Linked DNA regions of Homo sapiens: region 1 is linked to region 2. Evidence: read pairs that join two places in POLR2A ChIA-PET (ENCODE). Cell type or tissue: A673. All regions are shown on one strand. Links, peaks and the distances in the headings refer to the core of each region. The heading gives the core; the rest is flanking DNA.

Region 1 (5,367 bases), core at 255-5,254, 260 kb before region 2:
CAACAGGCTTTATTGAAGTTTTATCTTTGCCTCTAACCAATTATGGACACCTCCCCTTCCCTTGATTTTCATGATTCTGTTTCCTTCTGCCTCTCCAGCCATGCTTCTGCCTCTGTGAGGCACGCCGTCCTCTTCCCAGTCATTCTGTTTGTAGTTCTTCACAGTGCTCTTCTAGGAGCCTCCTCTCTCCTCTGGATACTCTCTCTAGTGATCTCACCCATACCGGGGTACCCATCACCACCTATGTGTGGACAGTTCTCACATCTTCCTCTAAGCTCCAGCTTGCATATCTAACTGCCAACTTGACTCCTCCTTTGAAGGAGGCTGAAAAACCCTTCAAACTCAGCCAGGCTACCCTCCCTCCCTGTTCTACTCACCAAAAACTCCCTCATCTTGAGAGCCTCAGTGAATGGCATCACCAGTCATCCAGTTGCTCAAGCTGGGAATTGTCCTAAGCTGCTCCTTCTCCCTCCATGGCCATCATCCAAGGCCTGTTGACTTAGCTTCAAAATAGTTCTTGAATCCATCACTTCTTCCCATCTCTAGCACCATCACTGTGGTGAAAGCTACTCTCATCTCTCTGATGGACAATGGGTATGGCCATCTGATCTGCCTTCATCATCTGGCATTCCCTCAAATCTGTTCTTTGCCTGCAGCTCCCAAATGAGTGTGCAGTTAACCCTTGAACAACACAGGAGTTGGGGCGCCAACCCCTGCATAGTCGAAAATCTGCATATACCTTTTGATTCTCCAAAAACTTTACTAATAGCCTACTATTGACCAGAAGCCTTACTGAGAACATAGTCGATTAACATGTATTTTATGTTATATGTATTATATACTGTATTCTTAGAGTTAGCTAGAGAAAAGAAATACTATTAAGAAAATCAGGCCAGGCACAGCATCTCACACCTGTAATTAGCTTTGGGAGGCTAAGGCAGGAGTTGGAGACCAGTCTGGACAACATGAGACCCCAGCTCTACAAAAAAAAAATGTTAAAAATTAGCCAAGTGTGGTGGCACACCTTGTAGTCCCAGCTACTGGGGATCTGGGGCAGGAGGTCGAGGCTACAGTGAGCTGTGATCACACCAGTGCACTCCAGCCTAGACAACAGAGTCAGACTCTGTCTCTTAAAAACATCATAAAGAAGAAAAAATACATTTACTATTCATTAAGTGGAAGTGGATCATCATAAAAGTCTTCATCTTTGTTGTCTTCACATTGAGTGGGCTGAGGAGGTGGAGGAAGAGGATGGGTTGGTTTTATTGTCTCAGGGGTGACAGAGGTGGAAGAAAATCTGTGTATAAGCCAGCCACAGTCGTTCACATCTGTAATCCCAGCACTTTGGGAGGCCGAGATGGGAGCTCAGGGCTGACAGAGGTGAAAGAAAATCTGTATATAGGGCCAGATGCAGTGGCTCACACCTGTAGTCCGAGCACTTTGGGAGGCTGAGGTGGGAGGATTGCTTGATTCCAGGAGTTCAAGATCAGCTTGGACAACATGGAGAGACCCTGTCTCTACAAAAAATATTTTTTAAAAAATTAGCTAGGCATGGCCGGCTGCCGTGGCTCACGGCTGTAATCCCAGCACTTTGGGAGGCTGAGGTGGGCGGATCACCTGAGGTCAGGAGTTTGAGACCATCCTGGCTAACATGGTGAAACCCTGTTTCTACTAAAAATACAACAAATTAGCCAGGCATGGTGGCATGCACCTGTAATCTTAGCTACTCGGGAGGCTGAGGCAGGAGAATTGCTTGAACTCAGGAGCCAGAGGTTGCAGTGAGCTGAGATCGCGCCATTGCACTCCAGCCTGGGCAATAAATAGAGCAGACTCTGTCTCAAAAAAAAAAAAAAAAAGGCCAGGCGCGTTGGCTCACGCCTGTAATCCCAGCACTTTGGGAGGCCGAGGCGGGCGGATCACGAGGTCAGGAGATCGAGACCATCCTGGCTAACACGGTGAAACCCCATCTTTACTAAAAAAAAAAAAAAAAAAATTAGCTGGGTGTGGTGGCGGGAGCCTGTAGTCCCAGCTACTCAGGAGGCTGAGGCAGGAGAATGGCGTGAACCTGGGAGGCGGAGCTTGCAGTGAGCCAAGATCATGCCACTGCACTGCAGCCTGGGTGTCAGAGTGAGACTCCGTCTCAAAAAAAAAAAAAAAAAAAAAAAAGAGCTAGGCATGGTGGCACACACCTGTGGTCCCAGCTACTTGGGAAGCTGAGGTGAGCAGATTGCTTGAGCCCCATGGGTTGAGCCTGCAGTGAGCAATAATCACACCCCTGCACCCCAGCCTGTGCAACAGAATGAGACCGTGTCTCTAAAAAAACAAAAGAAAAATTGGTATATAAGTGGACGCATGCAGTTCAAACTTACTGTTCAAGAGTCACATGTATTTCAATACGCTGGTCTGAACATGTCTTCCACTTCCTTAAAACCCTTCTATGGCTGCTCATTGCTGTTAAGAAAATGAAAATTCTTAACACGACCTACAGTGGCCCACTGCAACCTTGACTTCCCAGACTCAAGGGATCCTCCCACCTCAGCCTCCCAAGTAGGCTAATTTATTTATTTTTTTATTTGTAGAGATAGAGGTCTCACTATGTTGCCCAGGCTGGTCTTGAACTCCTGGGCTCAACCGATCCTCCTACCTTGGCCTCCCAAAATGCCAGGCTTATAGGCATGAGCTACCGCACCCGGCCTAACTTCTCCATTTTATTTATTTATTTGTTTGTTTATTTATTTATTTATTTACTTTTGAGATGGAGTCTGGCTCTGTCACCCAGGCTGGAGTGCAGTGGTGCAATCTCGGCTCACTGCAACCTCCGCCTCCCAGGCTCAAGCGATTCTCGTGCCTCAGCCTCCCAAGTAGCTAGGACTACAGATGCCACAACCACGCCCAGCTAATTTTTTGTATTTTAGTAGAGACAGGATTTCACCATGTTGCCTAGGGTGGTCTCACACTCCTGAGCTCAGGCGATCCACCTGCCTCGGCTTCCCAAAGTGCTGGGATTACAGATGTGAGCCACCACACCCGGCTTCCATTTTTTTTTTTTTTTTTTTTGAGATGGAGTCTTGCTCTGTCACCCAGGCTGGAGTGCAGTGGCACGATCTCGGCTCACTGCAAGCTCCGCCTCCCGGGTGCATGCCATTCTCCTGCCTCAGCCTCCCAAATAGCTGGGACTACAGTCGCCCGCCACCACGCCCAACTAATTTTTTGTATTTTTAGTAGAGATGGAGTTTCACCGTGTTAGCCAGGATGATCTCGATCTCCTGACCTCGTGATCCACCCACTTCGGCCTCCCAAAGTGCTGGGATTATGGGTGTGAACCACCGCGCCCAGCCCCGGCCTCCATTTTAAATCCATATGGTGGTTCTCCCATGGATGCTTATCTCCCCACGAGAATTTTAAGCCCCATGAAGACAAGGACTAGATCTTTCTTTTGTTCACTTTATATCCTGGTGCCTAGCATAGCCCTTGGCATATAGAGGGTGCTCCTAATTATTTAAGAAACGAGTATGGTTCATGCCTGTAATCCCAGCACTTCGGGAGGCCAAGGCGGGCAGATTGCTTCAGGCCAGGGGTTCGAGACCAGCCTGGCCAACATGGTGAAACCACGTCTCTACTAAAAATACAAAAAGCCGGGCATGGTGGTATATGCCTGTAGTCCCAGCTACTGGGGAGGCTGAGGCAGGAGAATGGCTTGAACCTGGGAGGCAGAGGTTGCAGTAAGTCAAGATTGCACCACTACACTCCAGCCTGGGCAGGCAACAGAGTGAGGCTCCATCTCAAAAAAAAAAAGTAAAAATAAAATCAATTGATGGATCCATCTGATTTCAGAACTCAGAGTAAACCTTTCTAACAGTGAGAGCTGTACGGGTGCAGGAGTCAGAGGCCTCCTGGGCCTCCCGCTGTGATGAGAGATTTTTTTTCCCCTCCCAAGTTCAGTGTGCCTGAAGGATTAGTGCCAGCTTTCCAGGTGGCTGGATGCCCTGTGGCTGGGGAGAAGAGTTTTAATGAATTAGATCTGTCTCTCTTGTGCAAAGTGGAGAGTTCTTGGTTCTCTGCCCAGGCCTCTGGAAGACCTGGGATGTTAAAAGAAGCAAACTCCCAAACCCAGGCGTGCTCCAGGAAATAGAAGCTGCATCACATAGTCCTGGAGCCTGGGGCTCCAAGATCCATCCACCCCCACTGAGGGCGGGCATTACATTTCTCATGAGGAGGATGTCCTGGAGAAGCAGAAATAGTTGGCCATCCTAAGTAACTGTGTGGGTGCTCAGTACTGGCTCTCTCTGCTTCCTTACTCCCCATTCAATCTGGTGGGCCTTCTTTGACTCTCTCCCACTGCCTAGCCCCAGTGCACACACATATACTCCCTGCTCCAGTTGTATTCTTCAAACTGTTTTCCCAGATGGGAATGTCCTCTGCCTTTCTCCCCTCAGTGCGAGGGAGGTGCCGCTTACTGAGGCCTCCAAACTACACTCTCCCTGGGTTCTCTCATTCATACTCACAAACCTCCCTTCGGAGATTATATCATCCCATTTCCTACATGAGGCTTGTCCAAGGTCACACCGCTAGGAGGCAGCAGGGCTGAAATTTAAACCCAGGTTGCCCTAGAGATTGCGTTGTTCCCAACACCCTACTCATCCTCCCAGACTTAGCCTGTTCACTCATTACCTTCATGAGCACTGTGGGATCTGTGACCATTTATTCTGATATTTACTTAGTCTCTTTTCTTAAATAGAGCCCCTTTTTTATTTAAATGAATTACTTTTAAAAGGAAACTATATGACAACTGTAAATGAAAAAATCTCATCAATAGTGTCTCTTGCCAAAATTAAAACTCTAAAAACAAATACATTCAATGTTACTTTTTTTTTTTAACATTTTACTATAAAAAAATTCAAACATACAGCTAAAGTTGGAAGAGTTTTACAGTGAGCACTGGTATAGCCTCCACCTAGTTTCTACCTTTAACTTTTTTTTTTGAGACAGGGTCTCACTCTGTTGCCGAGGCTGGTGATCACAGCTCATTGTAGCCTCAACCTCCTGGGCTCGAGTGATCCTCCCATCTCAGCCTCCCAAATAGCTGGGACTACAGGCATGCACCACCACACGCGGGGTTTTACCATGTTGCCCAGGCTGGTCTCGAACCCCTGGGCTCAACCGATCCGCCTATCTCTGCCTCTTAAAGTGCTGAGATTACAGGCATGGGCCACTGCACCGGCCTACTCTTAATTTTTTACTCTGCTGGGCTCTTCACATATCAGTTTATCTTTCCATCCCTCTCTCCACCCATTTATTCATCTCCTTTTTGGTACATTTCAAAGCAAATTATAGACATCAGAGCACTCTTGCTAAAAGCTTCACAAT
Region 2 (5,367 bases), core at 61-5,060:
AGGGCCAAGCCCACAGGGTACCTTAGGACGAGGGGGCGAGGCCCAGCCTGGGGTGCTTTTACCAGCAGCACCGGAGCACTCATGGTGGGGGCAGGCTCCTCGGTCAGGGCTTCTGTTTGCTCACTCCAGCCCTTTCTGACCAGCTGGGCACCAGCAGCACCTTCCAGACCCCAGCACCCAGTCACAGGTCACATCACAGGAGGTCCCCACAAAGCCCCTCAGGTGTCTGCTAATGCAACAGCAGCCATCAGCAGATCCTTGGGGTGTGCAGGACCTGTGCAGAGTCCTGTAGTGACATCACCCCAGTCTGTTCTGACCACAGCCTTGAGAGGGATGTTGTTAGCCCCATTTTACAAGAGAAGAAACTGAGGTCCCAGAACAGTTCATCTAGCCAGAGGGGGGGGAGAGGGTTCTCCCTGAGCTGTCAGGGAAGACACTGGGGTGGGAACCCAGCCTGACAGTCAGGAAGGGAGGGACGTTTCCCCAGAAGGGAAGGGTGTGAGCTCAGAGGGGGAAGGAGCCACTGTCTCAGCCCTTGTGACTGGGAGGGGAGCTGTGCTGAGGAGGCCATGGGGTGGGACTGAGGTGCTGGAGCCAGGCACTGCAGCTGGCACCCAGAGGTGTGGCGATGGGTACTGTGAGACCCTGGCCCCGGGGACTGTTGAGCTGGGGTGGGGATGGGCAGCAAGGAGTCAGCAGGTTAACCGTAACACAGTGTGACCAGGGCCATGCTGGGGGAAGGGGTCTAGGGTTCCCATAAGGGAGCAGCCTGTTTCCCAGGAGGAGAGTGGGTTGCATGAGGGCTGTCAGGGAGGGCTTCAAAGAGGAGGTGACTTTTAGCTGACCTAGAGAGATGAGTTGGATTTCACCCATCAGAACTGGAGTAAGCAAAGCATGGACCCTTCCAGTGATGTGTTTCTGGGGAGCAGCATGTTTGGGGTGTCGAGAAAGAAGGATGTGGCAGTGTAAGAAGGTGCTGGAGAGCCTCTCCAGCCAGAGGATTTGTCAGCTGAGGGTGGGCTCTGTGCTGGAGTCTGTCTGCACCAGGATCGCTTTCTGCTCAGGTGATAAGGGAATGCGTGGATTCAGAGAGGGCGAGGCATATGCCTGAGGTTGCACCGCCTGTCGCTGCCGCCCGAGGGGCTTGGACTTTGTCCTGCAGGCCATGGGGAGCCAGGAAGGTTTTTAAAGTAGGGGGCAGCATATGCATTTTTAAAAAGAGTTTGCATTTTTAGAAAGAGGAACTCCCAGAATGGTTAGTACTTAGTCCAGGGGCCTGAATCACCAGCAGGAAAATTGGGCTGTGTGGGTGGGGGAAGAAGGAGGCTTCCTTGGGCTGCTTAAGTCATTCCATCCATGTGAGAGGGGTCCTGGCACCCCATTCACACTTGCCTGTGCTGGGGGTCCAACCAGAGGCAGGAGGAGCCCCCAGCAGTGCCCCTGTGGCCCCTGCTGGAAGGTATGCCGTGCCTGCCCTGGAAGCCCCACTGGTGTGGGATAGGAAGGGCAGGCAGCGCCTACCCCCGCCCCACTGTGGCTGTTAGAGGGGAGGACCCTATGCCCCAGGGGAGGAGAGCCAGAAGAGGTGCTTTGTGGCAGCCCCAGACCAGGAAGTAGCCTCTGCCCTCCCCGCTCCTGAGACATTTCCTCCAGATGAAATCACATCCCCAGCAGGGGAACAGGCCCTTATTGTGATGGGCCGGGGTCTCTAGAGAAAGGGCACCATTCAAGGCCCTTAAAAATAGCCCCAAGAGATGTATGAATTGGCCTGGAGAGTGGTGCAGCCCACCCCCAACCCTTATGCAGCACAGGCCCTGCCACCCCCACCCCAGACCTTGACTTGTTGGTGACCAGCCGGAGATTCCACCAGCCCAGGCGGGAGGGGTGGCTGGTCCAGCAAGGGGTTCCTTGCACTCCCTCCGCCTCGCCCGCCCCAGCTAAGACAGCTAGAGCCTCTGCAGACCTCTCATGTGATTCTCACCAGGACTTTAGGAGGTAGGGATAATCGACATTTTACAAATCGACATTTTACAGTTGAGGAAACTGAGGCACGACTAATAAGTCACACAGTGGGTACGTGGTAGAGCCCAGGTTCAAAACCAGCCAGCCTGGCACTTGTGTCCCAGCCTCTGTGCCTCGGATTCTATGGTGGTGGGCCGGCCACTGGTGCAGGCCTGTCACTGGGTACCCAGCAGGGTCGGCCCCCAGGAGCCCCGCCTCATACTCTAGGTAGGTACTGCTGTTGACCATGGCAATTGGCCTCAGGCTGGTCACCCTGAGGTGGGGGCAGTGGTTACCACTGGTCATATCCCTCCAGCGTCTTGACAGTCCTTCAGCCACCTCACCTCTGCAGGGCCCAGGGCCAGGTTCGGCTCACTCCTTCCAGCCTGAGAGCTGAAGCGAGCGGGCATTGTTCGGGCAGAGGAGGGGAGTGCAGAGTGAGTGTGTGTGTTGGGTGGATGGTGTGTGATCTCGAGGAGTGTTAGCTATCCTGGGTTCCATGGGTCCAAGGGTGGGAGTGAGAGGAGGGACCTCCCAGGGTGACTGAGAGGGGCCATCCATGGGGTGGACCTGAGAAGGAGATATTCTTGGCTGCTGGCAGAGGCAGGCCTGGGGGCAGGCTGGGTAGGGCCAGACCCTAGCCCTCCAGCCAGCCCCTCTGGGACAGCACTGCTCCCTCCTCCCCTGGTCTGGCCAGATCAGAGCAGGATGCGGCTCTACAGCACCTGCGGGGGCGTACTGCCCCCCCAGCCTCTAGATTCATTCCATTTCATTCTGTTCCATTCATGTGAGGGGCTCCTGGCAGCCCCGACAGCCCCCTGAGCCCGACCCAGCGCTGCACCTTACCCTCTGTGAGCTACTTGGAGACAGGGAGGGGGCGGCAATACCAGCTGTTGGCAGCTCTGTTCTGCCCCAGCCCAACTGCCACCCACGGTGCCCCAGCCCCCCCTCCTGTCCTATCGTGTCCAACCCTAATCTGAAGCTGGTGCTGTCAGCCACATGTCACAGGCACTGCTGACGCCCCGGACCCCTGCAGTCCACAGACCACCCCCCACCCCCAAAGCCCAGCCACCCCACCACCATGCTCCCTCACTCTCCACCCTTCTCCCTGCCTCCCAGAAGCTGAGCTCCGACTCCTCCTTGGAGAGAGAGTGGGATGATGTCACTTCCTGAGGGTGGGGGGAGGAGTAGGCACGACCCCGGCAGGCTAGCCCGCCAGCCCGCCAGGCCACAGCTCGCCAAGTGGCTGCACCGGGGATAGGGAGGCGGGCCGGGCGGACATGCGGGCTGGCCACCTGGCCCCACGCCCTCTCGCCCACCCTGGGGGCTATGCCCACTGGCCAAGGGAGACTTGGCTGCTTCCTCCCCGAATGATGCCGGGCTCCTCGGACACACATTTTCCCTGGAGCCGCCACTGGGGAGAGGAGGATCTGCCGCCTGCCCCGGACCAGGTGCCATGTAAGCCTCTACTGGCCCCCGGCGGGGGACAGCTGCCCACCAACTTGGTCCCCAGCCCCCTGCAGCAGTTTAGTGCAGAGCTACCCTGGAGCCCTTTATGGGTATCTCTGGGGACCTAGCTCCCTGTGGGGTCACCTCCCACCCATGCTGCTTCCTTTCTCTTTGGGATGCTAAGGAGTGAGGGCCCTGAGTTCCTGGGCACTCTTTCCTGAGCTTGCTTGGGGCTGATTTGAATTCAGCTACTTCAGAGAGTTGAAAATCCAGCTGGAAAAGCTGCATGGCTCAGGGTGGGCTTGGGAGGTATGGTTGCCAGGAGGGGTGTGACCCTGCAGGGCTTACCCCATCCTTCCAGCAGTGTGGGGTGGAAGGTGTCCCAAGCCCTACTCCTGACCCTGCACCTCAACCGTGCTCTTCCCTCCCTGGAGGCATAGCTGTGGTGGGGACTTCTGTCTGATGGGTTCAAAACCAAGTCATAGAGCACGCTCTTGGCTTCCAGCAAAGCAGGAAACTGAAGCCTTCATTCAAGAAATACTTACTGAGCACCTGCTCTATGCCAGGCACTCCTCACCTTCCATGTTTGTCAGTCCCAGCTGCCAACCATACAGGGTCCCTTGCCCCCACCTTCCCAAGGCCTTCAGCCTTCCTCCTGCCCTGCTGGGCTTTGTGCTGTTGGGTGGGCTTGTTCTTGGTCTGGGAAGCCCCTCCCTTGACTCCAAGGACAGTGTGCACTGGGCCAGGTCTAAAGATTATAGGGTTTGAGGGCTGGGCTGAGGGTCCCACTGATCCCATGAAGGAGGAAACGGGGTCTTTAATAGAGCTCAACAGTGACTGCTGGGGTAACCCCAGGTAGAAGCCGATCCCTAGTGGCCAGTACCAGTCTCGGGGGACAGGAGAGACTCCAGGGGGAAGGCTGAAGTCTGTGTCCTGCTGCTAAGGTCCTTTGTGTTGGCTCCTGCCCGGAGGTGGGTCAGCACTTCCAGTGGCCAGCTCCAAAAATGCCTGTGCTTCTGGCCACACCGGGGACTGGTCCCGTGGCCCAAGGAATGCAGTGGCCCTGGGTGCCTTCACCTCCTCAGGCAGCTATAAGGTCCTCTGCTTTCTTTCAGGAGGTGAGCACCAGGCCCACTGAGCCTCTGCAGAGCCACCAGCCATGCCCGGGATCGTGGTGTTCCGGCGGCGCTGGTCTGTGGGCAGTGATGACCTCGTCCTACCGGCCATCTTCCTCTTTCTCCTGCATACCACCTGGTGAGTCCCCAGGCCCGGGGCCACAGGCCTGGGTTTGGAGAGAAAGGTCTGGAAGGACGCTTTCTGGCCATTTGTTCCTCCCTGCTTGGGCCCAAGTCCCAACCCTGTCATGCCCCCAGCTGCCCGGAGGAGGTGCCTGAAACATCTAGCCCCTTAGGGCAATGACACCCCTGCTACCATTGCTGGACCTGACCCCAACACTGGGGGGAGTTGCTGCTACTGTCTCCCCATGGCTGACCCTGAGTCTTTTACTGGCCGCCCATGCCCTTCTAGGCATTCGATGCCAGGTGGACAATGGTCTTATGGAGGAGGTGCCTGCTGCCAGCCCTCCTTCCACTGAATCTGGGCTGGGGAAGGGCCTGCCTGCTAGTAGCATCTCGAGGTACAGGGGCCACCTGGCCTTGCTCACACGGGCGTTCCTGTGACAGGTTTGTGATCCTGTCCGTGGTGCTCTTCGGCCTGGTCTATAACCCGCACGAGGCCTGCTCCCTGAACCTGGTGGACCACGGCCGCGGCTACCTGGGCATCCTGCTGAGCTGCATGATCGCTGAGATGGCCATCATCTGGCTGAGCATGCGCGGGGGCATCCTCTACACGGAGCCCCGTGACTCCATGCAGTACGTGCTCTACGTGCGCCTGGGTAAGGGCCACCCACCCTGGGGT

The links. ChIA-PET counts read pairs that join two places held together with the same protein. Peaks named below come from ENCODE experiments on the same cell type or tissue, not always from the same donor. Only the 100,000 strongest peaks of a DNase experiment are listed, where the experiment ranks them.
Region 1: POLR2A ChIA-PET joins it to region 2 with 6 read pairs; 2 of 35 experiments call an interaction of 5 or more read pairs at or near these places.

What each region holds. Positions count from the first base shown.
Region 1 is chr11:61,456,582-61,461,948 of GRCh38, forward strand. No RefSeq gene overlaps it. Among named protein-coding and RNA genes, the nearest start is that of SAXO4, 22 kb to the right of the region's middle. RefSeq lists a silencer at 1,866-2,047. In A673, for the core only: no CTCF peak of the experiment used is centred there; no DNase peak of the experiment used is centred there.
Region 2 is chr11:61,715,547-61,720,913 of GRCh38, forward strand. DAGLA (diacylglycerol lipase alpha) reads left to right here. Exons shown (of 20, transcript NM_006133.3): 2 at 4,566-4,704; 3 at 5,133-5,344. The coding sequence starts at 4,610. Among named protein-coding and RNA genes, the nearest start is that of MYRF, 34 kb to the right of the region's middle. RefSeq lists enhancers at 1-254, 255-1,040, 1,827-2,612, 2,613-3,399, 3,400-4,185 and 1 more. In A673, for the core only: no CTCF peak of the experiment used is centred there; a DNase peak (open chromatin) is centred at 3,155; H3K4me3 peaks cover 1,742 bases; H3K27ac peaks cover 2,405 bases.